2 separate regions of the Mus musculus genome follow, and region 1 is linked to region 2. The links are chromatin loops, found by intact Hi-C in ENCODE. Cell type or tissue: left cerebral cortex. All regions are shown on one strand. Links, peaks and the distances in the headings refer to the core of each region. The heading gives the core; the rest is flanking DNA. Region 1 holds the start of Sqle (squalene epoxidase). Region 2 overlaps Mtss1 (MTSS I-BAR domain containing 1).

Region 1 (15,241 bases), core at 3,621-11,620, 340 kb before region 2:
AAATTTTGAAAAAATAGTTATGTTTTTTAAAAATAAGATGGCATATGGCAAATGTGAAAAGTAGTCATATCCATCAGAGGATCAACAGTTTTCATCTTTATACACGCATCCATCTATCTGAGGCCTTTCCCACCCTGCTTCCATGAACACCGGACATTTCAGCCCCAAGGAAAAGTCCACTGACTTTTACTTTGTCAACACGTGGGTTTGTGTCAACATGAGTGCTCTCATATTTAAAACTTCCGTAATTATTGTTAAAGGACGAGAGGCTAATACACAATTAATAATCAAGACAAGTAGCCAATCCTGTCAGACTACGTCCTCAGGGTAAGTGGAACAGGGATTTCTTCTTGTCTTCTGTTCTCTCTAGAAAAGGTGTAACAACCACAAACACAAGACTCAAATGGGCACACATGGGCACATGCCTTAGGTTACAGCACTTACACAGCCCTCTAAATTCCAATTAAATGATCATCGCCTAGTTCTCACTTAAAGTAAAACAGTTTTTACACAGACACTGAACATATTTTACTTATAGGTTCTTTATCATGCCTATGCCATTTGGACCATAACAAAAATTTTCATGAATACTGATGTAATTTCCCTTGCGTAAAACATTTTCTTTCTATTTGTGCGTGCTTGTGTACAGATGTCTGAGGAAGGCAGAGGAGAGCATTTGATCCTCTCAAACTGGAGCTACAGAGGGTTGTGAGCAATCTGATGTGGGTGCTAAGAATCAAACTCCAGGCTCTGCAAGAACAGAAAGCCGGGCTAGAGAGATGGCTCAGTGGTTAAGAGCACTGACTGCTCTTCCAGACGTCATGAGTTCAATTCCCAGCAACCACATGGTGGCTCACAACCATCTGTAATGGGATCTGATGCCCTCTTCTGGTGTGTCTGAAAACAACTGTTGTGTACTCACATACATAAAATAAGTAAATAAATCTTTAAAAGAAGTTTGGCTTTTTAAAAAGAAGAAAAAAAGAAAAGAAAGTCCTCTTAGCCACTAATCCTCACAGGAGGACCCAGGTTTGAGCCTTCAGCATTATGTATTAAAGCTGTGGTCTTACTTGGGCTCTGCCATAGCTGCTTTCCGGAGACTCATGATGAATCGGCCATGGTGAAAAGCAATTCCACTCTGCACTTGGTTGGTTTCTGACAGTGGGTACGGAATTTGAACTTCAGATCTGCTTTCATAGTCATGAACTATGTAGCCATGTATATGATGGGCATTGAGACCTTCTACTGTATCTGCAGAAAAGTTCAATTCAAACAGTTTTATTAGTATGCTGAGAATTACCAAGGAAAAGACACAGTGCAACTGAGGCTCCGCTCTACAAAGCTGTAAGACCAGCTGGGGACCTGAACTGGTACCGCGATTACACAAATCTTAGAAGGTTTGTACAAGACAAACCCACAGATACACTTCAGGTTAACAGCACAGTCATTCATATCTGTGACCGCTTGACAGGAAATCAGCCACAACCCTGTCCTGAGTGAATCTGCTGTCCATTAAGATACAGAAAACATGCGGGCCTTCTTACCATGTGCCCCAATGTAGAAACAAGTATATTTGCCACAGGAAGGGGGTGGAGGAGAAAAAAAGGAAGGAAGGGAAAAGAGAAAACACAATACTGTTAAAACTACTTTAAAGGTCCCAATCTATACATAAAAATTCAGTGTATTGGGCTGGTGAGATGGCTCAGTGGGTAAGAGCACCCGACTGCTCTTCCAAAGGTCCAGAGTTCAAATCCCAGCAACCACATGGTGGCTCACAACCATCTGTAACAAGATCTGACTCCCTTTTCTGGAGTGTCTGAAGACAGTTACAGTGTACTTACATATAATAATAAATAAATCTTTAAAAAAAAAATTCAGTGTATGACAAAGTAGCTTTCCCCAACCAATGAGGACATTTCCTAACTGCTAATGGTTCCCAGTGTATATGAACACTGATTCATGATACACTATAGAGTAATTTTAGTATATCAAACAGAAAAGCAAAAAGCAGAGTATGCATTGGGCTTGTGTAAAAATGGCGTTTTTACCTTTAAGACACTATAAGTAGTAACAAAAGTACAAGGCAAAAGAGGACATTTTTAAAGAACCAATTAAAAATCTGAAAATTTAAAAATCAATGGCAATTAGTGTTTTAGGAAAAATATCAGAGGAAACAAAGTATTACCATTACACATAACACTTACAAAGGAAAAGCGTTAAGACAGAGTAAGTAATGAGCAGCAAGTGTAGCAATGATCCATAGGAAGCTATACAGAGTCCGTCATCAAACCAGAACATGTCTGGCGTGGCGGCACATGCCTTCAAATTCCCTCTGGGGCGTGGGGACAAAGCTGGGGGTTTGTTCCAGCATCAAGATAAACTCCTAGTTTACTATGTATCTGTATTTTACATGTATGCGTGTTTTTCCTCCAGGTATGTACGTTTGTCCTGTGTGTGGCTCAAGAGCAAGAAGTCACTTTGCTTCTTTCATGGCCCACTGGTCTCCCATTGCCTCACTGACCTCTGTACTTTCATGGCCCAGAGCTCCGTCCCAGGCTTCCTGGCAGCAGTTAGCCTCTGCAAGTCCTACTGGCCTTGCCTTTCTCACACCTGACACCTGATTCATCAGCAGACTTTCACGCCTGCACTACTTTGACTGCAGTCCAAGTCATCAGCTGTTACTGATCCTCCAATAGCATCTGGATAACCTCCTCCTGGCTCGGCCCTAACCCATGGTCTTCTCTCTACTCAGGCTATACTCTCAGATTGTCTTCTTGATTACCCTTTTAAAACATGAAACTTCCCAGGGGCTTCCCCTCACTCCCTAGGAGCCCCCTTCTTTAGCTGGCTTTTCCTCCATCGACAACAGGAAGGTCCAGCAGGCTTGGTGGCTCTTCACAGAAAGCGAAAGCTAGGCCCAGACTTTGTCCTCTCCTGGTCTCTCCAAGGCTCACTTCCCTCCACTTCTTTGCTGAGGTAACTTCTCTGAGGTAACTTCTCACCACTGAAAACAATCCCCACTCCCCGACTCCCTAGCCCACGCTTTCTGATTTTACGCTAGCCTCTACAATCTTCATATATTTCATCTACTTTTAAAAAAAAATGTTTGTCCTTTAGCACATCCTCTTTAACATCCACTGGGATGTAGCCTCAGAAAGTGGGACGAAGGCCACCTGTCAGTGTTTTCAGTCTTTGTTGAAGGACCACTCTCAGCCAGCCTCTGTGGTGATTAAAGTCGGTCTCCAGGCAACAAAACCCTGAGCTCGCCCTACCTGTCTCCTGTCTCCTCTTGCCTGATAACAATGGGGATGCCATTTCAGGAGAAAGAATATGTGCTTATTTTTATACTTATCACTGACATATAACAGTTGTTATGTGTTTATAAGGCATAATGTGATAGTTGAACTCATGTACCTTGACAATACAATTATGGAACTCAGCAAATCTATCCCCTTAAAAAATGTATTTGTCCAGATGGAGAAATGGCTCAGCATTTAAGATCACTTGACTGCTCTTCCAGAGGACCTGAGTTCAATTCCCAGCAACTACATGGTGGCTCACAACCATCTGTAATGGGATCTGATGCCCTCTTCTGGTGTGTCTGAAGACAGTGACAGTGTACTCACATAAATAAATCTTTAAAATACATATATATATTTGTCACTCTCAGCCACATCATCAGCTTCTCCCTACTTTATCATACATGGCCATAAAAATATTCTTGTATCAAATGAATCTCCGCTGTCCTCATATTCACCCTCTCTGTTTTCCACCATTAAAAATGTTTCTCAGCCGGGCATGGTAGCACACGCCTTTAATCCCAGCACTTGGGAGGCAGAGGCAGGCAGATTTCGGAGTTCAAGGCCAGCCTGGTCTACAGAGTGAGTTCCAGGACAGCCAAGGCAACACAGAAAAACCCTGTCTCGAAAAACCAAAAACAAACAAACAAATGTTTCTCAGCAGAGGTCTCAGCTGGCTGATCAGAGGACCACAGTTCAATGTTCCCTATCAGTACATTCCAGGGCACCCACCAACCTCTTCTGACCTCCTCCAGATGGGGCTCACCTTACAGCTAAGGACCTTCTGTGCTACTTCTCAAGGATGCCTGTCTTAATCACTAGTCCATCTTGGTACTTACTCAGCAGAACACCTCGCTCAAAGACAGCAGTAAATAAGTATTTCCTAAATGAATGGAAGACGTACTTAAGACCGGCGGGAACAGCATCCCCCAGGAGTGTGTTCCACACCATGTAAATGACAGTTCTGGTTACTGAGCTGAGCGTCTTCATTGCTGCCGTGACGGTTTAGGGCATTTCACTATCTCACTCTGTCTGGGTAGCCTCTTCTCACACAATGATACGGCTCTTTCCTCCTCCGCTCTCATTGTCACAGAAAGTTTTTAGTTCATGTAAAGCTTATTATAAGGAAGGGAGGGAGAGAGGGTGGGTGGGAGGCCAGAACAGTCCAGAGTGAAGAGCGAGTATTTACACAACTCCTCAACACCAAATGAGCCTACCTCCAAGGCCCAGCTCCTGGAGAACACGGTAGCCTCCTGGCTGCAGCAGCTCCCCAACTATCCTGTCGGGCTCTTTTAAATCTCTCTCGATGACCGTCACCTTTCTTCCATCTCTGGAGAGAACTGCTGCCAAGGCAGATCCAAGCACACCAGATCCCACGATGATCACTTCCGGGTCCGTCACGAACGAGGTCGACACTGAGGTAGCTGCTCCTGTTAATGTCGTTTCTGAAAGACCGATTTCTTTTCTGCACTGTTTAACAAAAATGATTATCATTCTTCCAAATCTGTCGACATAAACCATTAACTCGCACATAAACACACCCGACTTTTACACCTTGAGCAAAAGCTAGACTCCCCTCCCCCCACAAACATGAGTAAATCATATCCATGGTATATTTTTAAGTCCAAACCATATATAATCAGGATCAAAATACTGACTAAAAAAAAATGTATATAGCCCAATAAAATATACATATTCCTTTTTCTGGACACAGTAGTTAGAAAATGTTATATGGACATATTTGGAAATCCACATGAGGCCTAACCCTGTGCATATCTACAGTGAGATTCGAATACAGAACCAGGACCAATCCTATAACTGAACTACTCAACTCTACACTGAGCAGCTACAGGTGCAGGCCTCCCACAACTTGTGACTGTCCACGTACACAGCGGTGAGCACTGAGCAGAACTCATGCCAGCAGCTGGCTCTCTGGTTTCCAGGTAAGGAGAAAGCCTGAAGCAGTCCCAAAATGAAACCAGTCGAGCATCCTCCCTACCCCCAACAGAGAATGCCATCTTTAGACTAGTGTCAACAGCTTAGTTACTTATTAGATGGTTGAGCACCGGCCATTCTGCAAACATGAACTTACTTCATTCCCTGAGTACCAGCGACGGTGGTACCACCCTCATCTAAGCTAACAGGAACCTGATTTTGACAGAAATCAAACCATCCCCAAAGTATTACAGCAACAAGTGGCAGAACTAAACTAAAACTCTGAACCAAGTTCTTTTCTTCTACCACCTTTGCTAATTTGTACTATGGACTTTATTAAAGAAAGCAGACCCCAAAGTCTATACTGCTAGGTGGGTAACTCATCCTGGCCACTCTCTCTCATGCACACTGGACACCCAGCTTCAGCATCACAGCAATGTCCCTTCTTGCACGGCTGTGTACTGCAATGTAGTTCCCAAACATTATTTATTCTTACTTTTGTAGAAATCAAGCATTGTTACTCTATCTTTCCAACGCTCTTAAGGGAAAAGTTCACATATCCCTGGCTAGTAGGTCCTACGTGATCTGACTTGCCGCCCTGTTCCTCTCTCATCACCTACCACTGGCCCCATCATTCCCTCGAAGTAATTAATGGCACCACAAATATTTAAAGATCCAGTCTCTAACGTAAGCCTGTCATTCAGCTCTGACTCAACTTAGGAGCGGACTGCGCTGACTAATTGCTTCAATAGATAGTGGGGGACGGATTTCTGCCCAAAACTTTAAAGTGTTAGGCATCTTTATTGCTTTTCAAATTGCTGTCACTTTCCACTGTCTGCCATCACATTTATAAGTAGCCTTACCTGCCACACAAATTCTCCCTTGTCAGGAACAAAAATCATCCTTACCCAGGGATTTTAAATTAAAAGCCACAGTGAGTCTGTCTCCCAAATGAAATTCTAACATTTCCTACCAAAATCAACACCCAATCCCTGAGGTTCACACAACAAATGCTTTTCATCTTCCCTAAGAGCACAGCCACAACACAGTCCAGAACTTTAAGAAACGCAATCAAATGAGAACACTGACGCTTCTAAGCCACCACTTTCGTGACTTTTAAAGAAACCATAAACTTCAGTGACCTCGATCTGAAGTTTAAAATACGATCCCATTCATTTGCCCACTGTGGCATCAGGCATACCTTCTTGGACTCCAGCTGTTCTTTCTTTTCTGATTCAGGTGACTTGGCCCAGAAGAAGCCAATAAGAGGCAAAGCAGAGAGAATATCCGAGAAGGCAGCGAACTGGGCGCCGCTCTGATGGCGGCCAAGGAGGCCCCCGTGTCGATGGCGACAGCGGTAGGAGAGCACCAGGCCCAGCGACAGGAACACCAGCACGCACAGCAGGAGCTCCTTGTTGGCCAGGGTGACATCCCCGCATTTCTTATAAAAATAGGTGAAGGTAGCAATGCCAAGAAAAGTCCACATGGCTCAAAAGGCTTCTTTGGTGGCACCAGCCAAGGCTGAGGATTTTGTGTTTTGGGGGTCTCTTGGGGGGGTCTTTTTTCCTCGGAAGGTCTTCAGTGATTAAAATGTCCCCAAAATGTAGTTCTCAAAGGGGTTCGGGGCAACCGGTCGAACTTCTTCCAATAAATAGTTTCAGGATCACGAGTCAGATGTGATCAATTTTTGAAATCATTGAGAGTGCAAATGTATCTTAAGTTGTCCAGATCTTAAAAGGCAGCATTTAAAGCCTGCCTACCCCAACGGCTCCTGATTACACACTTCTTCATTCAGCCAACTGATGGACACGGGCCTCTCTATTGGGCTGAGGGGTGCGAATGTGGCTGTATACTTCGATGTCCGCTCGCCTGGCTGTAAACGGTCTTTTGTCACCAGCAGCAGGTGCTCGGTAGGAAGGAGTCGGGAGCGTAGAAGGATCTGGGTGCTGGGAAAGCTGCCCTTAGCAACACTGCCCCGGCAGCCTTCTCCAACAAAAGATGGCCACGGCGTCCCGAAGCGCGGCGGCAGCCTGGCAGCTCAGCCCTCCCTTGGAGATTCCTCCTCAAGCAAGCCCCGAAGTCACGGCCGGGAACCTGTCCGACCGACACTTGCCTTCCTCGAGAGTGAATGGCTGTCTCGGATGAGCGTCCTTCAGAGCGAGGCGAAGGCTCCTGCCCGCCGGGTCCCCAGCATCCCTCGCGGACAGTAACCAGAGTAACCGCTGCGCGCCCCGCTCGCAACCCGGCCCCACGCGCTTCAGCCGCCCGGCGGGCTCGGCCCAGCCCAGGGACCGGGAGGCGGGGCTCCGGCCCGGCACCGCCCCTTGAGCGGACCCCGCCTCCCACGCCGTCCGAACCAATGAGAGCGCGCACCGCGCGGTAGGCTGAGATGGCGCTATAGAGCGTTTGTCCAATGGCGGGCGGCGCACTCCGCGCGGCGCCAGTCGCAGAGGCGCTAGGGCGATGTTGCGTGGTGCGGGGCGGGTGCGTGGGGTGGGCGCGGGGCCGGTGGGTGAATGGGGCGGTGCCCGCTCGGCCTGGCCGCCGCGGGGTCCTCAGGCCCCACCTGCGGAGGGTGGAGCTCGCTCTGGAGGAACTCTTGGTGGCTCCTGGTGGCTCAAACGCAAGAGAGCTACAGGAGTCATCCGGGCGGACTGGATGATCACGGGCTAGAAAGGCGAGGAGGACGTGACACGCCGGCGAACCTGCCATAATTAGTGGACGAGGACTAAAGAAAATGAGAGAAGTCAGTAGGTGGAGATGGATCACGCCTTTAATCCCAGAACTCGGGATGCAAGAGGATCTCTGTGAGTTTGAGGCCAGCTTGATCTGCATAGCGTGTTCCAGACCAGTCAGAGATACACAGTGAAATCCTTCTCGGGTTAAAGAAAGAATGAGAAAGGAAAAAAAAAAAAAATGTCCTAATCAACAGCAATCCCAAAACTGTTTAATAAGATCATTTTATGTTTTAAGCACTATGCCAGAGCGTTGCAAACATTCATTCAACCCTTACAGCAGTCTTGCAAGAATGGCATTACCTTTCTGTTACAGAAGTAACCGAGCAGTTTATCTGCCGTCGTTCATGAGACTAACAACATCATTTTATACTATCCACAGCTACTGTCATGTAACCGAATTTCAGACTCGACAGTACCATTTAATTATCAAGCTTTCGTTGAGTTCTTAGTTATCTATGGTTTAGGTCTCACCCTAAACACTTCTCAGATATCTTTATTAGTTTCTGCGATTTTTTTTTAAGTCATTCAAACAGGTACAGTTGTTTAACCCGTTTATCCTTTAATAATGAAAGAAGTAAGTCTCACAGAACTGTATCCTACCAACCCTTTGCAGCAGGCACAGCCAACTCTATCTAGCTCCACATTTCTTCCTTCCTTTCGATTTGTTTACTTATGTATTTTGTCTACATGTATGGCTGCACTTTAGAAGAAGGCACTGGATCCCATGGGACTACAGTAACAGTTGTAAGCAGCCATTCGAGCACTAGGACTTGAACTGTGGACCTCTCATAGAAGCCATTGCTCTTAACAGCTGAGTCATCTCTCTGGCCCTAACACCACATTCCTAATGAGGGTCTCTCCATGTTCCTAAGTCCAACCAACAATAAGCTGAAATTCTAGGCAACTTAAATGAGTCTTAACCTTGCCAAATGTCTCCCACCTTTGGGCACTAGTAGGAGAAAATGAGATGTATCTAATACTCTCAAAAAGCAGCATTTGCACAGAACATAGGATGAGATCTTGGTGGTCAGTTCCACATGTCAGGCATACAAAGAGGCAAACTAAAACTGTCACTCCTGAAGCTAAGGAATTGTGTCCGAAGGTAAAACACGGAATTAACTCAGGGAAAAGACTGTCCACATTGAAAAACAGAACTCAGGATCCTTCTTGTTATTCTGATTTTGGCCAAGACAATGCAACCATTACTAGATAATCCACTTAATCGGACATAGATTAGAACATAACAGTCATTGATTATCAATCGCATGACTCAATGCTTTAAAGCTCTATCCCACTTCCACACTATTTTAATTCTTTTGGGCAAACAAAACATCAGGCTACAGTCACAGTATTGGGAAGTATCTATGAGCCTGTCAGGAATGGTGCTCTAGAAAGAACTTGAATGACAAAATAGCCACTATTCAAATGCTGCTCTTCAGAACCCAACAAGTAGCTGGTGCAACAAAGGGAATGGGTCTGAAGATTCATCTTGTCTGAGTCAGTATTTGACATGTATGATTTGAGCCTGTAGTACAGGCACAGCGGTTCTACATGCTACGAACAATTTTAGTGAGTGAAGTGTTTAAAATGAATCTTCCTTTTTAGACACAGAAAACATTCAAGAAATCACAGTATTTGCTTAAAAGTATGCTTTCCTTGGGTAAACCCACAAAACCAGTAAGGATCTATCTTCATTTGCTAAAACAAAATATGGTAATTCAATTGCAACCATAATTCCCAATTTCATGTCTTTTTGTTTAGTCATGAGTACTCTATATTTTCCTTTGAAGCTATTCTTATATTCTTATCTCACCTTGAGTTTATATATATGAGTGTGTGTTTGTGTGTGTGTATATATATATATATACATATGTGTGTATATGTATATGTATATATAATTGGTTTTTTTGGGACAGTCTTTCTCTAAGTAGACCTGGCATTCAGAGATCTGCCTATCTCTGCCTTGGGATTAAAGGCAGACACCACCACTACTTCCTGGCTTTGATTTTTTTTTTTTTAAGATTTGTTTGGGGCTGGTGAGATGGCTCAGTGGGTAAGAGCACCTGACTGTTCTTCCGAAGGTCAGGAGTTCAAATCCCACCAACCACATGGTGGCTCACAACCATCCATAACGAGATCTGACTCCCTCTTCTGGAGTGTCTGAGGACAGCCACAGTGTACTTACATATAATAAATAAATAAAAACAAAGGAAAAAAAAAGATTTGTTTGTTTGTTTCTTGTGTATATGTGTATATAGAGTGTTCTACCTGCATATATTCCTGTATGCCAGAAGAGGACACCATATCTCATTTAGATGGTTATGAGTTACCATGTGGTTACTGGGAATTGAACTCAGGACCTCTGGGAGAGCAGCCAGTGCTCTTAATCTCTGAATCAACTCTCCAGCCACTTAACTTGTTGTCGTTGTTGTTAATGGTAATAATGTCTACCTTTTATTCAACATTAGTGGTGTCCCTCCCTCATGATTTCATACCAAGATGATCTGGGTCTTCCCATGCATTAATTTGGGACGTTGACTTTTTCTAGATCTTTTGGCAAACACAACAAAGACACTTCAGAGAGCAACGAGCATAGAGCACCTTCATTTTAACAGTCTAATAAGGAGAAAAAGGAAAAGAATAAACCCCAGCAGGCTCTGGGACTTGAGAATAATTTTGAGGCCAAAAATGAAAGGATCGGGACCATTTCCCATGAATATTGGGGGGGGGGGTCCATTCATGAAGAATATGCCCCACTTTCAGAGGCTGGGGAGACCTGGATGTGTATTTTGCAGTGCTAACTAGGGTAAGCATTTCCGCTGAGGCGTCTCTCACAGTCTGGACCTTTGTAAGCTTTCTCTCCTCCATGGATTCTCTGCTACCCGATCAGATTGGACCTTTGACTGGAGGGCTCACCACAGTGGAGAGAGAGACACTTACAAGGTTTCTCTCCCGAGTATGTCCTCTGATGAGTCACCAGGGTGGAGCTCTGACTGAATATTTTCCACCTAGTAAGGCTTTTCTCCAGTGTGTGTTCTCTGGTGTCTAAGAAGGTGAGAGCTAAGGCCAAAACCCTTTCCAATCAGGACAGTTACAAGGCCTCTCTCCTGTGTGAGTTCTCTCGTGGACAGTAAAGTGGGAAGTATTGCTGAAGCTTTTCCCACACTCGACACACGGGACGGGCTTCTCCCCTGAGTGTTTCAGTGCTGAGTCAGGTGGGAACTGTTAGAAAAGGATTTCCCACACTCAGAACATTTATATGGTTTTTCCTGAGTGTGTCTTCTGGTGCATATGGAGGTGAGAATCATTGCTGAAATGTTTCCAGCATTTACAACACTCGTAGGGCTTCTCTCCAAAAGATGAATTCCACTGGGCAGAGGTGTTGACATGGTCTTTGGAACTCCATCCTCCATGGTGAGGTCCCCACTCCTCCACTATAGAGTCTTTCCATTTCTCTGTCTCTCCATCATTCTCGTAAGAATCATGACAACAGATCTCATCTCCATGAGACCATATCAGACGCACTCTTCTGTATCGTCATGCTTAGGATTCCTTGGCCCACGTCTTTTAGACCATTTTGGAGCTTTCTCTTGAAGTTTATCAGCCTTGGGTGTTCTCCTTTGAACGGTCCCTAAATTATCCTTAGTTTCATCTCCTGCAAGAATTTTAAAAAAATAATAATAAATCTAACCGTAGTCTATCTTATCTTTCCTGACAAGGAAGTTCTGAACTGAAATGAGAATGAGTAACAATGGAAAGCCTCCTCATGCATTATTAGAAAGTCTCTGTGTGTGTGTGTGTGTCCCTTTGGTTTCTGCTGCTATGATAAATGTCAGGACCACTTGAGGAAAGAGTTGACTTCATCTTCCATTACTAAAGGAAGTCAGGGCAGGAACTCGAGGCAGGAACAGAAAGACTGTGGGGGAGTGCTTTTTACTGGCTTGCTCCCCCCCCCCCAGCTTGCTTAGCCTGCTTTTTTATATCATCCAGGGCCATCGGCCCAGGGTGCCACTCCCCACAACAGGCTTGGCCCTCCCACGTGAATCCCTGGTTGAGGAAATGTACCACAGACCAATGTGATAGAGGCATTTCCTCAATCGAGGCTCCCTCTTCTCAGACAACTCTAGCTTCTGTCAAATTGACGAATAAAAACTAACCAAGGTGGTCACTCTTACTCCTGAGTGCTCAGTCTTGTTTTCACTGCATATGACAGCCCACTGAGGTCCCTTTTTTCCCGTTTAAACCTCAAATAAAGCTTAGCACATTTGTCTGTAGGTTGGTATTGTCCTTGGGATTTGCATATTCAAAAACTCAGTTTATGTGGTGGATGAGAACATGGAATCCACTAGTGAACACACAGATTTAAAAGTAAGACTAGTTTTAAAACATTTCTATAGGGGCTGAAGAGATGGCTCAGTGGTTAAAAGAGCATAATGTTTTTGTTTTGTTTTGTTTTGTTTTGTTTTGTTTTTAAGAATTATTTATTTTGCCGGGCAGTGGTGGCACACGCCTTTAATCCCAGCACTTGGGAGGCAGAGGCAGGTGGATTTCTGAGTTCGAGGCCAGCCTGGTCTACAAAGTGAGTTCCAGGACAGCCATGGCTATACAGAGAAACCCTGTCTCGAAAAACCAAACCAAAAAAAAAAAAAAAAAAAAAGAGGGTTCCTAAGCCATGCATGGAAAATATTAATATTCATTCTATCTTTGAAACTTCATCCTCAGGCTTTAGTTCAGCAATAACGATAATAAATAGCAACTACATTATCATTATAAATTCTTTTTTTTTCTTTTCTTTTTTGTTATTTGTTTTTTCGAGACAGGGTTTCTCTATAGCCCTGGCTGTCCTGGAACTCACTTTGTAGACCAGGCTGGCCTCAAACTCAGAAATCCGCCTGCCTCTGCCTCCCGAGTGCTGGGATTAAATGCGTGCGCCACCACGCCTAAATTCTTTAAAAAAACAAAACAAAACTTTTTTAGTTGTGGGACTGGAGAGATGGGTTAGCAATGCGGAGCACTGGCTGCTCTTCCCGAGGACACAGGTTCAGTTCTCAGCACCCACAAGGTGACGCACTACATTGGCAACTCCAGTTCAAGCGATCTAATACCCTCTTCTGTCCTCCATGGCACTGCGCAGACTTACGTGCAGGCAAAACACTAACACATAAAATAAGCATAAATCTCATTTTTTGGTCTTAGTTATAATAGGAATAGGAAACCAACTCTTTTTTTTTTAATTCTTTTTTTTAAAAGATTTATTTATTATTATACCTAGTACACTGTAGCTGTCTTCAGATGCATCAGAAGAGAGCATCAGATCTCATTAGGGATGGTTGTGAGCCATCACGTGGTTGCTGGGATTGGTGCTCTTAACCACTGAGCCATCTTTCCAGCCCGGAAACCAACTCTTAATTCTGAACATTTGCATCTAGGATAAGACTTCCTGAAGAGCATGCTTCTCATTTCTATTATTTTGTTGTGATGGTTGGAAGGGAGGTGAGAGAATAAACTTAACAAATCACACTCACTGTGACCACTGGTGTTTTCCACAGGGCTGTCAATCCTTAGCCTGCTGTGGTCACTGTGGTGGAGCAAGGGTCAGAGCTGTTGGCTTCAGATTCAAATGTCACCAAGTGGGAGAGTTTAAAACGCCTGATTACAGGTGAGGGGTCAAGATGATCTGAAACCTTAGGAAACCTGTTATAAAATGTGCCAGATACTGTATGGGGAAAAACAGTGTTCAAAGGGGCCGGAGAGATGGCTCAGCGGTTAGGAGCACTGCCTGCACTTCCAGAGGTCCTGAGTTCAATTCTCAGCAACCACATGGTGGCTCACAACCATCTGTAATGGGGTCTGATGCCCTTTCTGGTGTGTCTGAAGAAAGCTACAGTGTGCTCATATACATAAAATAAATAATTCTTTTGTTTGTTTGTTTTTTTGAGATAGGGTTTCTCTGTATAGCCGTGGCTGTCCTGGAACTCACTTTGTAGACCAGGCTGGCCTCGAACTCAGAAATCCACCTGCCTCTGCCTCCCAAGTGCTGGGATTAAAGGCGTGTGCCACCACTCCCGGCTTGGGAACCCTCTTAATTGAAGATGGCAACATGCTTTTTTAGGAAGAGCGGAATAAGACATAAAGGCATAACGGAATCCATCTGCAAGTGCAAAAAGCAGCTAACGTAAAGGACCTTGTTTAGGGTCAATTGGTTGTTGACAGGAAAAAAGCTTTTGACAGGGAAAAAAAGTCATTTTCAAAAAGAACACTTATATAACCCTTCCAACCCGCCCCATCACTCCTAGATTCCACATTATGCATGTCAACCTAAACTGTCTCTGGAGCTAACAACAATGTGGTCATCCCTTGCCACGAGGTCACAGAATCCATTTCAGTACATAACAAACAGCATGATAGGAGGACATAGACCCCTGAAAGGATACACAAAGGCATCCATGCACAGTGTTAATTCTTGCCCCTACTGCTGCTTGTGCATCCCAAGCCATAAGTCACGTCTTCCTAATTCTCTGATCAGCCTAAGATGTATAAACAATTTTAGATTTTTATCTACACTATCTTATGGGTGGCTTGAGTGTGGCCAAGGTATTAAGGGATTTCCCAAGGCCACACAACCAGAAAGTGGTAGTGCAGGCTCGAGGCTCCAGCTGATTGGACGCTGCCTTTCACACCATATATTCCAACAAACCAAAGCAGGAAGTAGCCCTTGAGCGTTAATTTCCAAGTGCAAATAATCCTCAGAGTACCTGCATCAACTGTGGTTTTATGCATTTCCAAACCTTAAGACCCAGTGAGCCAACAAGAGCACACAGTGATTAAGAACTGGTTTGTTATAAAGGTCAAAGAGGTTGAAATTACATCCACAGAGTTTGACAGGAACCAAAAAGAAACACCTGGATGCGAACAAAACAGAGGGCTGTAGAGATGGTTCAGCAGTTAAGAACACTGGCTGCTCTTCCAGGGGATTCCCGTTTCGTCCCTAGCACCCACTCACATAGTGGCATACAGCCGTTGTAACTCCAGTTCCAGATCCCATGCCCTCTCCGTGGGCACCAGTCATTCACGCACATGGTGCACATATATGCAAGCAAGACGTACACATAAGATATTTTTTTAAAGCCCACCACAGAGAAAGCAGACAGTAACTATCTCTAAAATGCTATACTATCTCAGTTACGTATTTCTATCTTGAAATTTACATGCAGGGCTGGTGAGATGGCTCAGTGGGTAAGAGCACCCGACTGCTCTTCTGAAGGTCCA
Region 2 (15,241 bases), core at 4,339-12,338:
CAGCCTCCGTATTGGCCGATGTGACCAGCTGCCTCAGGCTTTGGTTGACACCATGTCCCTGCCTCACTGGACCTTCAGTACCTGAACCCAGTTAAAACCTCCCTCCCTTTAGTTGCATCTGTCAGATATAACCATAGTCTTTTGATTATAACAGCAAGAGAAGTCACCACACACCCCTTCCTCCATCTTCCCGCATTATGTACAGGCTCCAGAGGCCCCTGAGCTAACCTTATCCTCTGCTCGGTGGGGTGGGATGGGGTGGAGGGGAAGAACAACCCCACCTCTGCATCTTCTAAAGACTCCCCACCCCCATACCCCCGAAGAAATGAGAAATGAGGCCATGGGAATCAGTGGCTTTCTGTTCAGTATCTATCTTCCTGTGAGCCACAGTGCCATCAAGCAGAATCTGGTACCCCAAGCTTGTTTTCTCTTGACCAGAGTTGTAATTTCACCCATTGGTAGGAGGACACCCCGCTGAGAGCTCCCTGTCTTGTTTGGACTAGGACGCTAAAGCGAGGGTCGTGGAGCTGAGGCAGAAGCCTCGCCCTGGCAGCCAACCCCATGTGTTCTGGATTGCAGCCTGGTAATCAGTCACATTTGCTGGGTTTCTACTCTGAAGCCAGGGCATCTGGTGCACCTGCACACATCTCTAGGGCTCCAGTGTTCCCAGAATGGGCAGAACATATGGACTGATAAAATACTCTGGCCCCTCCCATCCCAGTGTGGTTATGGTCTAGTGGCAAGTCGCCATCGTTGGAGAGCTGGTTAGAAATACTGACCCTCGTGTCCTCGACAGCCTGACTGCTGAGGAATGGCGACCTTTATGCATTTTGAAGTCTTTAATAGTCTGTTCTCTGACTTTAGTGCTAGGGCTGTAAGGCCAGGGGAAGCAGCCTTGTGCTGTTCTTGCATTTGTACAGACCCGCCCTCCAGCCACCCAAGCCACCGGTGAGGTAGTCCAGATGCAGCCATTACTACCTGATGATAATTAGCCCACAACATGAAACTCGTTTGTCACCCATGATTTTTGTCTGTGTTTAACTTTAAAAGACAATCAGTCCAGGTGAGTAGATTTTTACCTAGACCCTAACCTTTCCCCCCTGGGCTGGGGCAGGAAGCAGTAAGGCTCTCTGACAGTGCAGCTGTTGGCAGTCACTCTACACAGCCCTCTGTGGCCATAAATCAGACCCAACTTGTCCCTGGGGGCCAGGCCATGACCTTGACAGAGCAGCAGAAGCCATTATGTTAGTGTGCTTGGTGTGTTTCCTCAGAGCACCAGGCCAGTCCATCCATCCCCCAGTCTCAGAGCTTCTGGTGGCTTCCTAGCCTATAAATGCTGGCGGAGCAATAGCCAGTTTTAAATTGTTCCCTGATAGTTGCCTTCCTCGTTTGCATCCAGTTAGAACAGGCTGCCGAGTGAGATGCAAGAGACAGAAGAGAAAGGAGAGCGAGACTCCTAGAAAAAAAATCAGCCTCTAAGTGTGCTCTGTGGAGTTTGTCCGGATCAGGGGTTAGGAGACATTTTAAGAAATGAAGGTTGGATTTTTCTACCCTCTAGGGTGGATCCACAGTAAACTTTGTAAACTCTAAATCACGAACAAATACATTTTAAAGGATTTATGTATTCAAGTGCGTGCATGTGTGTGTCTGTGCATGTGAGTGCAGGTGACCTTGGAGGCCAGAAGATCACCTGGAGATAGAGTTATAGGCAGTTGGGAGCCACCAGATATGGGTGCTGGGAACTGACCTCAGGTCTATAAGGTCAGTACTTGTCCTTAAGGCCTGGCAGTCTCTCCAACTCCTTGGTTGTAGTTCCTCCTCCTCTTCCTCCTCCTCCTCCTCCTCCTCCTCCTCCTCCTCCTCCTCCTCTTGCTACTCCTCCTCCTGAGATTGTCATATTGCAAACAGGACACTGCAATTTTAGTAAGCTAGGTGAGAGATGACAGAAGTTTACACACTCTAGCCCAGTTCAGAGTGTACAGAGGCCCCTAACAAGCAGTCACTTTTAGCCTGGAGTATGTGAATATCACCCGATGGGTAGGTTTGAGGTTTCAAGGGCTCATAATGTCACGGGATATGGATGTTTGAGCTAGTCACTGATCTTAAACTCCCTTCTCAATCACGCATCTTCCAGCTACCTTCTAAATGATCTATCTGATCTTACGGGCCATGAAGGCTGCCCGGGAGATAAGCCCGGAGCTGGCTACTGTCAGCCTCCCCGACAGTTACATTTTGGCAACTGAGAGAATGACATGTGGCCCATCTATCAGGCCACATCTGCTTCGCTGGCCAAGCAGGTGGCCTCCAGTCTCCCTTTCCTGGCTTCAGGAGGAGTCTTTCTCTGTGCCCATGTGGCAGAAGCTGACCGTGGCAGTGGGAGCAAATGTGGGGGTGCCTGCTGCACTTCCCGGGGAGACGTTCTCAGGGTTTTCCACTGGGGAGGCAGTATCTTGTTTGCTCTTCTCCTGGTTGTCCACAGTGTGAGTGTGCGCGTGACTCCATGCTTACATTGCTGTTCAACAGCAACAAAGAAAGCAGAATATTAGTCTTTGTGGCTGTCAGTACCACGCGTGCCAGAATCTTGTGCCTGTTGGTCCCAAGGCACCAGATGGTGGTGGGACTGTGTGGTTTTGTTTACCGAAAATTGTGAAGTGGGGAGACACTGAAGTAGGGGGCACACCAGTGTTTTCAAGAAATGCCATGCTGACCGTCCCCGATGTGCTGAGTGTACAGTACTGGTGCCCCTAGCCACCAGCTGGCTTCTCCTCCATTCACACTCAGCTGTGTACAGTTGCTGAATAAGTTTTTTTTTTTTTTTAAATAATAAAAAACAGGAAATTCCACAAGTGTGTGTCTTCCTTGAAGATTGACACGGCTCCTTAGGCTTACCATTGTGGTCAAGAGGAAGTAGCAGTTCCGGTGTGAGGGGCTGCAATGGCTTATTTTTGAAAACCTGTTTTAAGTTTTTTTTTTTTTGACCTAAGGAGCCTTTCTTTGTGAATTAAAAGACACAGTCATGTGACTTAGATGCTCATTTCCTTGGCACCAGACCCTATTTGATGCAGGAACATTCTAGAGTATTTTCAGGGCTGACCTGGGCATTGGGCACTCTGCAGTCAATGACTCACGGATGCCTGCTTCTGCTGAGAGGAGCCTGGTCTACGGTAGAGGACCCGTGTGATAATGTAGAGCACTAGAAGCAGGTTCGTTCTTCCTTTCCCCTCTCCGGCATCAAGGGCACCAGGTGATCATTCGCCCAGTTTTGCACCTAGCCATCACAAGGATAAAAGACAAAGCGCAGGTGAATCCCGAAGAAACAACTTGATACTCGCTTGCTCGTAAAATCACGAGTGGACACTTTGACCTTTAATAAAAATGCTGGTCCCCTGATAGGAAACCAGAGAAGACCCTCTGGAAAACTTGGAGCAGTTTCCCCAAGTATAGAAACCTCCCTGAAAGAGAAAGTCTTCCTCCACACCGGGAGCTGCCCCACAAGCTCAAGCAGGAGTGTGGTGCTAGGGTGGCAGGCAACTGCCGGGTCTGTTGCTACCCTGTACATTCTGGTCTCAGAGTCACCGTGACAATCCATCACTGTCCATCTGCGGGGAGAAGACGTTTGTTGTCTGACTGGGGGGCTGTCTCACTCCTGTAGCACAGTAGTCCGGTTAAGGTGCATTTCCTGATGCTGTTTCGTGGTCACTCTGGCTTTTGCCGGGGAGAGGGGTCACTTAGCGTGGTTTGGAGGTCATCGGGGTGCTTTATAGAGCTGCTGGCAGGCGTGCATACCCCCGCTGAGATCTGGCTGGGCCAGGTAGCCCTCAGAGAGCCGTTATTTGGAAGCCTTTGCTCTCTCTGGTCATTCTCGCCTATTGCCTTTAGATTTTGCTCTGTGTAGGCAGAGCAGGCCCTCGGCTCGCTGCAGGTGTGAGAATGGAGGTCAGGCTCACTGTCATGTGCCTTTCTCATTTACTCTCATCAAAACGAAAGACACCCACAGGAGATGAGGAGACTGGGGGAAGAAGGTGACTCCCAGCCTCAGGGTTGAACCTGGGGACTAGTCTTCGAATGGGTTTATGCACATGTGAGTGCGTGAGTGCATGGATATGTGCCTAGAGGTGTTTGAGCCGAGGTGAGAGCCGGCCTCCAGCCGTCCCCTCAGGTGGCGGGTGGCAGATGGTGTACCCAGCCATGCCCTCCAGAGAGGCAGCTGATGCACTCGAGGTAGCCTCTGTTGTGCAACATTGCGCAAAGCTTCCGCCAAGGTGACAGGATACCCGAAATGTGGAGTCTTCGGTGCTCTCTGAGAAATGGGCCTGTGTGTGAGAGAGATCAGAGTATCACAACCTGCCAGGCCATTGCAGAACTGAGACCTGTGTGTCCCACGATGGTCTCAGCATTCATCTCGGTAGGAGCTTCCCTTATCCTTGTTGCTGGGAAGGAAGCTGGTGATGTAATCGCTTGGAGCTCCGCAATATAAAAATGAACAGCCAAGGAGATGCAGAGCCGGGGTTCTCATGGGGCTGGGTGAGGGCCGTTGCCTGCCCTGTCGGAGGGCAGGGCAGGAGGATTAAGGTGGCCTAGAATAGGTTGACTATGACAGCTTTGGATGCTGTCAGACAATCTCGGTGAATGAATGGCTGTCAGGGACTCTTTTTCCAGTGGGCACAGCAGATAATGTGGCCTGAAGGAACGATTCTGACTTTCTTAGGAACCAACCCCACCTGTCCATTTCCCTTCCTAGACGCCCAGGTTTTCCAGCTCCTTGGAGAAGAGTAATATCACATGCAGGGGGAGACAGGCTGCTTACAGATCTGCTGGTGCCTTCTAATGGACATGCAGCAGCCTGACCAGAGCTAATTGCCCCGTCTTCCTCCTTCTGAGGGCTTGGCCCTGCATAATTGGCCCTGGTGTGGCTATGGTTCCTTACTCTCTCTATAAAATACACTATTGCCACCTTTTGTGCACTTGAGGCTTTGCTAGTGTGTCTCAGCTTCTCCCACCTGAGTTGCAAGCCCAACAAAGAGTCCCCAAACTCCCAAACCTGTATGTGCCAGTTGTACGACTGTTGTTCAGTAGCTGGCATGCAAGATACAGAAGTCTTGGGAGGATGGTGTAAAGATCAAGATTTGCTTCTTCGACAAGATAAGTGGAGTGTTCAGAAAGATATGATTAGATCAAGTTCCTTTCGGAAACATTTGCCATCAAAGTATGCATGAGGTAATACTTGAAGGGGGATGAGTGGTCCGAGGGCACAGCTCAGCAGCAGAGAGCTTAAAAAGCATACATGAGGGCCAGGGGTTCTATTACACACACACACACACACACACACACACACACACACACACACACACACACACACACAGGGGAGAGGCACAGAAAAGGTGTAAAAGTTTACATTACTCCAGATGTTTTGTAAGAAACACAAATTAGAAGTTATAGCTGATATTAGGGTGTGAGAGAGTCTGAATAACATTGAAACACCAGTAGTCAGCATACTGCCTTAAAGAATACAGCTGTCAGCATTTGAATGGAAACAAGTCAGACCCTTGTGGATGCCATCCCACCTAGTGGGAGGGAGGGGCTCTGAAGCGCATCATCCTTCTGTAGTGAGTCTCTTCTGACTTAGATCCTGCCCACCATGGACTCCTGTGTCCCTTTCATGATTGTTCGGTCTTTCCCCGTATTTTGTTCTGCATTACATCAGCAGTAGAGAATGCCGGCCATGTGCTTTTAAGTCCGTGTTTCTTTAATGACAAGTGGATCGTTTGCTTCATTGCAGGATGCGCGTTACCTTGCTTCCGTTCTTTTGCTGGCTTACTGGCTTCCATGGCTTTGGTGGTGACAGATTATGGGATGGACACTTCAGGCTGTCTAGGGGGAGGCGGGCGAGTACACCTATCATCTCATGGAGAGACCCAGGGCTTGGTGAAACATCCCCTTAATGCTCAGAGCATAAGAGTGAGCATTTAGAAGAGTGACCGTTTAGAACTGGGAATGCTTACGTACACATGAAAAGCCCTGAGCGATTCCCAGACTGATGGGGTCCCAACATTTGTGAAGTGGATGCAAGATTAGGAGTTCAAGGTCACCCTTGATTACTTAGCAAGCTTGAGTCTAGCCTAGGCTACAAAAGATGATGTTTTAAAAGAAAAGATGGGTGGGAGACTGCTCTGAGCTGTAAACAATAATCCTGTCCAGAGGAGAGAGATTGTGCCCTGCAGAGCTGCCCTGTGCCGAGTCCCGCTTCTGGGAGGTTCCTGAGACTATCATTCTCCCGTCCAGCAGGCTCCTAATTAGCCTTCCAACCGCAGGAGCCTCTGGCAGGACAGCCACAACACACAGTAACTTACACTTTGGCCAGAGCACTTCCTAATTCTATTCCTCAGCTCTTCCCAGAATCCAGCCTGACAAACCCGCTTTCAGTCTGTGCCTGCCACCTGCCCACACTGCAGGCCCAGGCCTCCTGCCCATACAGCCCCTGCTGTGCTGGGGGATGGAGCCGCCTGCAAATGAGGCAGCTTGGAGGGATGCGACAATGCCACTTGATAGACAGCCACCTTCCTAGTGGCCTTAGCCACGTGGGCTACTGTTTAGAGGAAGGAACAGTGGTTCCTGGCCTTTGCCCTCCGGGCTTCCTTCCCACCCTCTGAGAAGAAGTCATAAACAATTTGTATTCTGTCCGTGATGCTAAATGCCCCTCTTTGTCCTCAGTGGGGATGTTTGCCACTTGTCATAGCCGGAAGAAGTCTCCTGATAATCAGTCAAACAAAGAAGGGTTTGGGTCTCTGTTCTGTTCGGCTGCTGTGTGGCTTATTAGCAAGCCCAGCTGAGGTGCATTGAAGGTGCCTTCATCCTAGGGTTGCTCTGTGTGTGTGTGTGTGTGTGTGTGAGAGAGAGAGAGAGAGAGAGAGAGAGAGAGAGAGAGAGAGAGAGAATTTGAGTTTAAGTTCGTATGTGTGAGTGTGTGCCTTGGTCTGTTGTGGGTGTGGTGGCACTGCTTTTAATCCCCTCTAAGGATAAGGAGCTCATTGGTCAGCCTCCTGGTTCAGTGAAAGACCTTATGTCAAAAAATTAAAAAAAAATAATACAGAAAACAAATTGAGAAAGATGCAAGTCTCTTGTGTTCACACACGTATCCCTAAGGAATAAAGCAAACAAACAAACAAACAACCCAAATGAATTGTTGGTCCAGCCTCCAAATAACAAATATTCCCTCATTCAAGAAGTAAGGTCTTGTCCACCCTTGCAGGGTGGCCAGGTGTCTAAACCAGCCATGTGTAATGCCATAAATCCTCCCATTGTCAGGTTGGCCCTCTTCCAGATGTCTCCTCTGACTCTGTAGCTCCAGCCAGTTTCCTCCAATTCAAACCTGCTGAGGTCAGGAAAGCATCAGCTGTTGCTAAGCACTTAACAGAAAGGTCTGTTTTTAGGGTGACCCACACATGCCAGTATCAGCAACACTGGGTTATGGGGTCCATAGGGAATGTCCTCTGCCTCCTGCCCCTGTGCCAGTTACACAGATACTGCTGGTAGGAAGTTTTCTTAATGTCTTTTCATTTCCTGGCCTCTCTGTGGCTCCCTGTGCTGAGGCACAGTGGTGGGCACAGGCGTTACGTTCAGAAACTGCATGGAATCGGCCCATAGCTTGATTGCTTCTGTTAGGCACTGAAATAGTAGGACAGAAAAGATGGAAAAATGGAGCGCAGGGCCTGGCTGTCAGCACGGTCCTTTCCAACCCCTCATCTCTCCTCAAGGACACGGAAGTGGCAGTGGCGGTTGGCCCTGAGGAAGAGAGTCACACCACCTGGCTCTCTGCACTCCCATTTAGCACCTCGTAGACTTCTAGACTCAAGAACCAAACTCTCAGAGCCGGCTGAACAAACACCACCCCCTACAGTAGCTGTTAGATGAGGACTTCGGGCGTCCTCTGGGCCCTGCCGTCTTTTTAGTTGTCGACTATCTGAAGTATCACATAGCTGACTACAGCTGAATGCACATACCCGGACGATTCCTCCTGCTTCAGTGGCATTAACTAATCCTGTAACCTTGGGCAGGTTGTTTAAAGTACTTACTTCTCCCGTCTCCGAAATGGGCACCGCAGTGTTGTCAACACAACTGAGAATATTGTGAGGACTGACTGATTTAATATGTGAAAAGTACTTAGACGCTCTAAGCAGCACCCAAGTGACACATAATTCTATTTTTAAATAGCTGTATCCTATTCGGTTGGGTGTCTGTGCCCCACGGTTCATTTAACTAGATGATTATAATGGGATTTGTGAGGTGGTAAACATTTCCATCATTGTCCTCCCAGGTAAGGATTCGCCGTTTTTCTTCATTATTTCCTCAGATTAAGTTCTTAGTATATGAGTTGCTGGGTCCAGGAGAGGATGCTATTTTTAGGGCCTTTCTTGATAGCTGCTGATTTCCCCCCAGGAAAGCCTTAGTCTGCCTTCCTTGCAGCGGGGAATAAGCGGGCCAATATCCTGTGTAGTCACGTTATTAACTTTTAATCAAATGAAGGAGCAGGGAAAAGAGATCTTTTCCTGGGGGATAAAGCGGTCCTCATTCCTCACCTTTGTTCACAAGGAATAAAAAAAAAAAAAAAAAAAACACGCTAAAAACAGGCAGATAGGAAGACAGCTGGAGTATGTGAGAATAGCGCCCTCTCGTGGTAATCCCTGGGAAGGCACAAACACTTTGTAGAATGCCAGGTGGTTTTGTTTGTTTGTTTGTATTTTTGTCTGTTTTTTTTTTTTCCCCGGGGGTGCGGTAGGGTGGAGTGGGGATGGGTGACGGGTTGAATGTATCTGACACTGGACTTGAACTTGCTATATAGTTGAAGAAGACTGAATTTTTGACTCTCTAGCATCTATCTCTTGAGTGTGAGGAGTATAGGTGTGTGCTACTATGGTCGTTTCATGGCGCCCAAATGTGTCATAACATGCTAGGCAAGCACTTTCCTGACCGGCCTCCATCCTCAGCAACCCAAGGCACTAGTTAGATGTCAGACCAGCCTTGGGTTCACATTTGGGTTTTTTGCTGCAGCTTTTACAGCAACGGTTAGCAGGGAAGTGTAACTTTTATTCTTCTGGGAAAATCTGGAGGTAATTTTCAGTACTCAAGTCTGAGTATTGGATGGGGGTCCTGCTACTGACTCTGTGTGGGCCCAGACCTACATGTTGTTGACTGAATGGACTGGGTGAGCTCCCTGAAAATGTAGCCTCGTGTGTGTGTGTGTGTGTGTGTGTGTGTGTGAACAGTGTCTCACTATGTCTTCCTGGCAAGTCCAGAGCTTGCTGTGTAGACCAGGCTGGCCTGCAGCTCACAGGATCTGCTGCCCTCTGCCTCCAAAGTGGAAATGCTACCCATTCATTCATTCATTCATTCATTCAGATTTGGTTAGCCCCAGCTGGCTTTGAACTCACAGTGGCTGTGGTGGCTTTGAACCCCTTGCCTCTGCCTCCCGGGCTCTTTGAGTGAATGACTTGTGCCGCCGTGCTCAGCCGAACTATTACTACTTAGTAGTCACTACTTTACCGTCATTTGCTTGTCATGAGCTCAGAGCTTGCAGAATAAAATGGAAACCGAGGGGGGCTGAACCAACAGACAAACATTTCTGTAGAGAAGATAGAACAACATGTAGCATGTGTCATGTCATGGGTGTACACATATAATGTCATGGATTTTCATAAGAGTGGTTTCCCCTCCCTGGTGATTTGGTTAATTGTGTCTTAAGTTCCTGTGGCTTTCTCTTGCTGCCCAGAGAATAGTGTTTTATTTGACACTTACCCAGTTTCACAAGCTTTGCATGTGTGTTTTCCTAACATCATTGACTGTGCCTTCCAGGGTCCTTATGCAATTCTGATCTGAGGTTACAATCCATTCTCCACACATCCCAATAGATTCTGATTCAAGAATTTTTCCAGAAGTGGGGAGGGACAGAAGGCCTTAAAAACTAATCTGGGGAAGGGTGCGGTGCGCCCGAAGGGAAGGCATGCAGAGAATCTTGGGAAAATCAAAACATGCCTTAGCTCCCTCCCACACGTGTGGAACTCTAAGATCTAGGTCACCAGTGTCCAATGAGAAAATATACCATGACTTTATATTACCCTAGAATTGCACGGACCCTGAAATAATGAACCACAGTGGTCCTTAGCTCTTCCAAAACAGCTTTGAGGGTCGTTTGGGCAGATGGGGTGGGATGGGGTCAGGGATTTTTGGTCATCTTTCATGAACAATAATTGTGAGTGTGTGCGTGCATGTGTGCGTTAGACAAAATCTCCAGGAGTCCTTTTCCTCCACCATGTGTTGAATTCAGGTCACTGGCCTTGATTTCTGACTCACAACCAAAAGTACAAAATGAACGGGGACTCTCAGAATAGGAAACATTACATAGGACTGTAGTACACACACCACGTGACATCGTGTGTTTGCATATGCACACATGTGCAATGGGAAGTTCTGAAGGCAGCATCTCAGGTTGGCGACGTCACGTGAGTGTGCTTGGTCTTGGACTCGTGTGTTTGCATATGCACACATGTGCAATGGGAAGTTCTGAAGGCAGCATCTTAGGTTGGTGGCGTCACGTGAGTGTGCTTGGTTTGGGACTCCTGCTGATCTGGGCCTCCTTTGCTTTGCCAGGTGGTACCCGGGAGATCGGCTCAGCTCTCACCAGAATGTGCATGCGGCACCGGAGCATCGAGGCCAAGCTGAGGCAGTTCTCCAGGTGACGAGCATCCCCTGCCCTGTCCCAGAGGGTTAGGTTAGGGACGCGGTGATGTGGCATGCTCCCCTTTACAGCACCAGTCTCCCAGTAGTGTTTAAGCCCTTACAACCCATTCTTTCCCCTGCTGTTCAGTCAGCTGCTGTGTGCTAGGGATGGCTCCAGTACTGGGTCTCAGTGAAGAACTATTTATTAGTCCAGCCCCTGCCCTCGGGAGCCTGCCCTTGCCTTCAGATTTTTCACATGCCCCTCCCGGGTCTCCTTACTGCCCACCAGTCATGGAGATTTACACACTGCTGAGGCTCCCTTCTCACAGAAGCCTCTGGAAGGAATGAGATCCGCTTTCCCCACTGCCCTGTCCCCCAGGCTAATTACAGAGCCCCCAAGAGGGAGTGGTACCTCAGAGCCCTCTTCCAGTTTTTAGGCCCCCAGAATACAGCGGAATGGCAAGAGCTGGCTCCGTGACTTGGAGTCAGATGGCCCTCGTGTCCCAAGCAGATCAGCATAATTGTTCCGCCATTCTCTCTTGGAAGGGCTGCACAGCGTACACAGGCGCACCCAGATAACTCCTCCCTGCCATCAGTTAGAAGCTGGCACTTGCAGCTTGAGGCTGTTCCTGGTCTCTTCCATCTTTCTCTGTGTCCAGGTTGCACAGTTACTTCATCTTTATAACTTCAGGTCCAGAGTGCCCAGCAGCACCCTGGAGTCTTTAAAAGAGATATTAATGTTTTCCCTACTCCCTGAATTTTAGAAGGCAAAAGTTAAGCTCCTATGTCTCTGTCTCTTGATGGTTTCCATTTCGATGGTTTCCATTTCGCGGCCTGAGGGGCGACCCCAGCTTCCTGTAACCTGGCTTTTAATGTGGGCTGGAAGACAGCAGAGTAGATAAGGGGAGAGGCCACTCTAGCTTGGCACGCTTATGTCGTTTCTGAGTGGTGGTTTTTATATTTAATTTAATTTAATTTTTAAATTTGAGACAGGGTCTCAGTAGATAATCTCTGGCTGGCCTGGAACTCACTGTGTGGACCAGGTTGGCCTGGACTTCACAGAGATCCATCTGCCTGTGTTTTCCCAGTTTCTAGGATTAATGGTATATACAGCCAGCTTATATTTATAGCTCTCTACTAGTCATTAAAAGTATCCCGAGACCCAGGCCATTCATTCTGAGGCTGGCACTTCTGAGTCAGTGGCGGTTCCTTGTGCTACCATTACTTCCTTCAAGGAAATGGTTTAAGTATGTCTTGACCGCTAAGTGTAAATCCTTTGGGACGTCTTGCCGGGTGATCCAGGCTGGCCTTGAACTGCAAACCCTTCTGTTTCATCCCTGAAGTGCTAGAATTGGTGGAGTGTGTATCTGGAGAACAGAAAGGACCTGTTTAATCTCTCCTGTTCTTTATCTTTTGGCAAAAGTGCTTTGATCGATTGCCTGATAAACCCACTGCAAGAACAAATGGAGGAATGGAAGAAAGTGGCCAACCAGCTGGACAAGGACCACGCAAAAGGTACAGCATGGGCCCTGGAGCACGGTGGCTGTGAGTGTTGCTGGGGCAGGTGCCACAGGCCTGGCAGTCACGACTGCCTTATTCCACCTTGACTTTGGATGCTCAGTTGATGAGAGTCTCTAGGGGACACGCGTTCCCTCGTGCGAGGAGCCACGTTCCTGGAGAACTTCAGCGAGCTTCCGTGGAGCATTTTGACGAAAGAACGTTGTAAAATAGCAAAGGCTGTATGCACTGAGGAGTTACAGTTGTGAGCCGCCATGTTGCTTGCCCTCTTCTGAGGTTCACCACATGTGCTCAGCCATGGTTTCATTTGTTATCTACACGTGGAGAAAGAATCGATAGTTTACATTTAATTAGTTCAGTAAATACACAGCAATGCTAACTGCGAAGGGGACATGAAAGCGATATGCCGAGCTTGTTCAGGAGCGATTTCTTTTTTTTCTGAGCCCCGTCACAGAGAGAAAGCAGCGAAGGCTTCTACTTGACCTGCGCTTTCTACAGTAAGACAGAATCCCTTGATGGACACTCAGTACTCATACACTTCTGTCCATCCCAAGCGCATGCAGAGAAACCTAGATCGGCTCCTGATTTTCTTAATGTTCCCAACGAAACAGAGACAGCGTGGGCCTGAGGACACATTTAGGTCCTTTGTCAGTCTCTGTGTATCTGTGAGGTGGCCTCTTGTCTGGACAGGCCACAAGGGATCCAAATGCCAACCTTTTCAGGCATGGGGAGACGGAACCTCCTTTACTTCACCATCAGTGGTCATGTATGCTACCCGTCCCCTGCATGTCAGGGTGTGTGGAAGAGACCAGGGCACCAGCACTGTCCTTGGGGACGTGGACATTGCAGGGAGGTGCATGGGGTGAGGGCACAGAGAAGCCAGAGTTCCATGATGGTGCAGGCGAGTACACGTAGGTTCAGGAATTAGAAAACAAGGTGCCGTTTGAAGGGGACCCTGTCTCATTGCAGTAAATGCTGGGCAGTGGGGAGGGGAGCCAGAGAGGGAGGAAGCCATTCAGAGAGTCAGGGAAGGTGGGAGAAACAGAAAGCCACCAGAAGAAGAGCGCTCCCTGCATGGGCTTCCTGTTCCACCAAGAGGAATTACAGGCATACTCGTGAGTGTGTGTATGTGTGTGTGCGCATATGCGTGTGCACACCCATGCCCGTGGGTACACTCAAGAATGCTAGAGTCAATGCCAGTCATCTTCCTCAATAGTTGTCCACCTATTTTGGAGAAAGGTTCTTTTTTCTTTTCTTTTTTCTTTCTTTTAAAGATTTATTTATTTATTATATATAAGTACCCTGTAGCTGTCTTCAGACACACCAGAAGAGGGCATCAGATCTCATTACAGATGGTTGTGAGCCATCATGTGGTTGCTGGGATTTGAACTCAGGACCTTCAGAAGAGCAGTCGGTGCTCTTAACCGCTGAGTCATCTCTCTTTTCACTGTAGCAGAGTTTGTGGTTTCAGCCAGGCTGGTCATCAGTGAGCGCCAGGGAGCCACTGACTCCTCCCAGGCGCCCTGGGTTACTGGTGCTCAGGGACACACCTGGCTTTTTACTTCTTGTGGGTGCTGCGGATCAAAACTCAGGTCCTAATGCGTACACGGCAAGCGCTTTATCCACTGAGGCATCTCCCCTGCCCATGTGCGTGTGCTTGGACGTGAAAGTGACGTGGATGGAATTGGGCTCTAGGCAAACTCGTCTTCTTGCCCTGGCTTGTCTATGCCGACAGTAAATGCATCTCAGGATCCCCAGTGCTTTGGGGAAGCAGGTAACACTGGCAAGATGATCTTTCCCAAATTCTAATGGATATAGTGTGATTTTTTTTTTTTAATTAAAACAATCCCCAATGGCATATTTTCTTGGTGTCGGCAGACAGGGAAAAGCTTCGGTGTGTTTAGCTGTCTGTCACGTAAACATCTCCTTTGTCGTGAAATGTCACCGTGACTTTTATCATGTGTGTATTTGCAGCAGGCTGTTGGCAGGGTGAGAGTATGCTTTCTAGGATAAAGATTGAGCAGGGTGGTAAAATTATTTACTATTCTGCTTTCTCTTAGAATATAAGAAAGCTCGACAAGAGATAAAAAAGAAGTCCTCTGACACGCTGAAGCTGCAGAAGAAGGCAAAAAAAGGTAACGGAAGGGTCTGCGTCAGTGTCGTGACTTGGAGAGTAAGCGCAAGTGTGCAGATGTGTGACGTCTCTGAACCCGGAGCTGTGTGCTCCCTGGGCCTTAGATATCGAGGGCCTGGAGGAAGGATGGGAGCAAGCCCCACCTACCTGGACTTGACCTCTTTTTTTAAAGAGTACTTTATTATTTTATGTGTATTGGCGACTTGCTTTCAATGTACATCTGTGCACCACGTGTATACATAGTATCCATGGAGACCAGAAGAATGCATTAGACCCCCCCCCCCCCCAGAACTGCAGTTATAGACAGTTGTAAGCTGCCATGTCAGTGCTGGGAATCGAACCCAGCACCTCTGGGAGAGCAGCCAGTGCGTGTAACTGCTGAGCCATCTCCAATTGCTGCACTTAAGTTCTTAAAGTGCAGGACCTGGATGAGTGTTAAGCCCTTGGTTAAATCTTTGTCTTTACCCCACATCTGTCTTCAAAACCAGGCAGGTTCTCACATACTGTACTCTATAATAATAATAGAGAAAGTTCATGGAAGCCCTGGGATGGTGCAGAGGAGCCGTTATGCAGATTCTCTATGGTCATTGTCAGGAAGTGATGTCCTCCTCTTCCCCTGTCTTATAGCCTGTAGTCTCTGACATCCAGTCTCCCGAGTGCATGAGCAGTGACTGGGGTGGAGCCTAGAGTATTTTTTAATGTGTTCATGAGGGTAGCATGCAAGGATTCACCACCATTAGCAACATAGCAACATTTCCTGGAGTCTGAAAATACGGGGAAATCTCCTTTGAGTAGAAGAAAGCAGCAATTCTTGTTAGCTTTTAGAAAATATATATATATTTTTTTATGTATATTGATGTTTTGACTGCATGGATG

The links. Peaks named below come from ENCODE experiments on the same cell type or tissue, not always from the same donor. Only the 100,000 strongest peaks of a DNase experiment are listed, where the experiment ranks them.
Region 1: a loop joins it to region 2, with 2.7 times the contacts of the local background. A loop is called at or near these places in 6 of 42 quality-filtered maps.

The regions. Positions count from the first base shown.
Region 1 is chr15:59,307,324-59,322,564 of GRCm38, reverse strand. Sqle (squalene epoxidase) reads right to left here and starts at 7,473. Exons shown (of 11, transcript NM_009270.3): 1 at 6,436-7,473; 2 at 4,517-4,769; 3 at 1,071-1,251. The coding sequence starts at 6,720. It also overlaps the pseudogene Zfp572. In left cerebral cortex, for the core only: a CTCF peak has its summit at 7,636; DNase peaks (open chromatin) are centred at 6,557 and 7,608; H3K4me3 peaks cover 3,945 bases; H3K27ac peaks cover 1,326 bases.
Region 2 is chr15:58,967,964-58,983,204 of GRCm38, reverse strand. Mtss1 (MTSS I-BAR domain containing 1) reads left to right here. Exons shown (of 15, transcript NM_144800.2): 4 at 10,645-10,729; 5 at 12,137-12,228; 6 at 14,292-14,366. Among named protein-coding and RNA genes, the nearest start is that of Gm41330, 19 kb to the left of the region's middle. In left cerebral cortex, for the core only: CTCF peaks have their summits at 7,908 and 8,684 (motif pointing left); DNase peaks (open chromatin) are centred at 4,381, 6,485, 7,933 and 8,670; H3K27ac peaks cover 1,373 bases.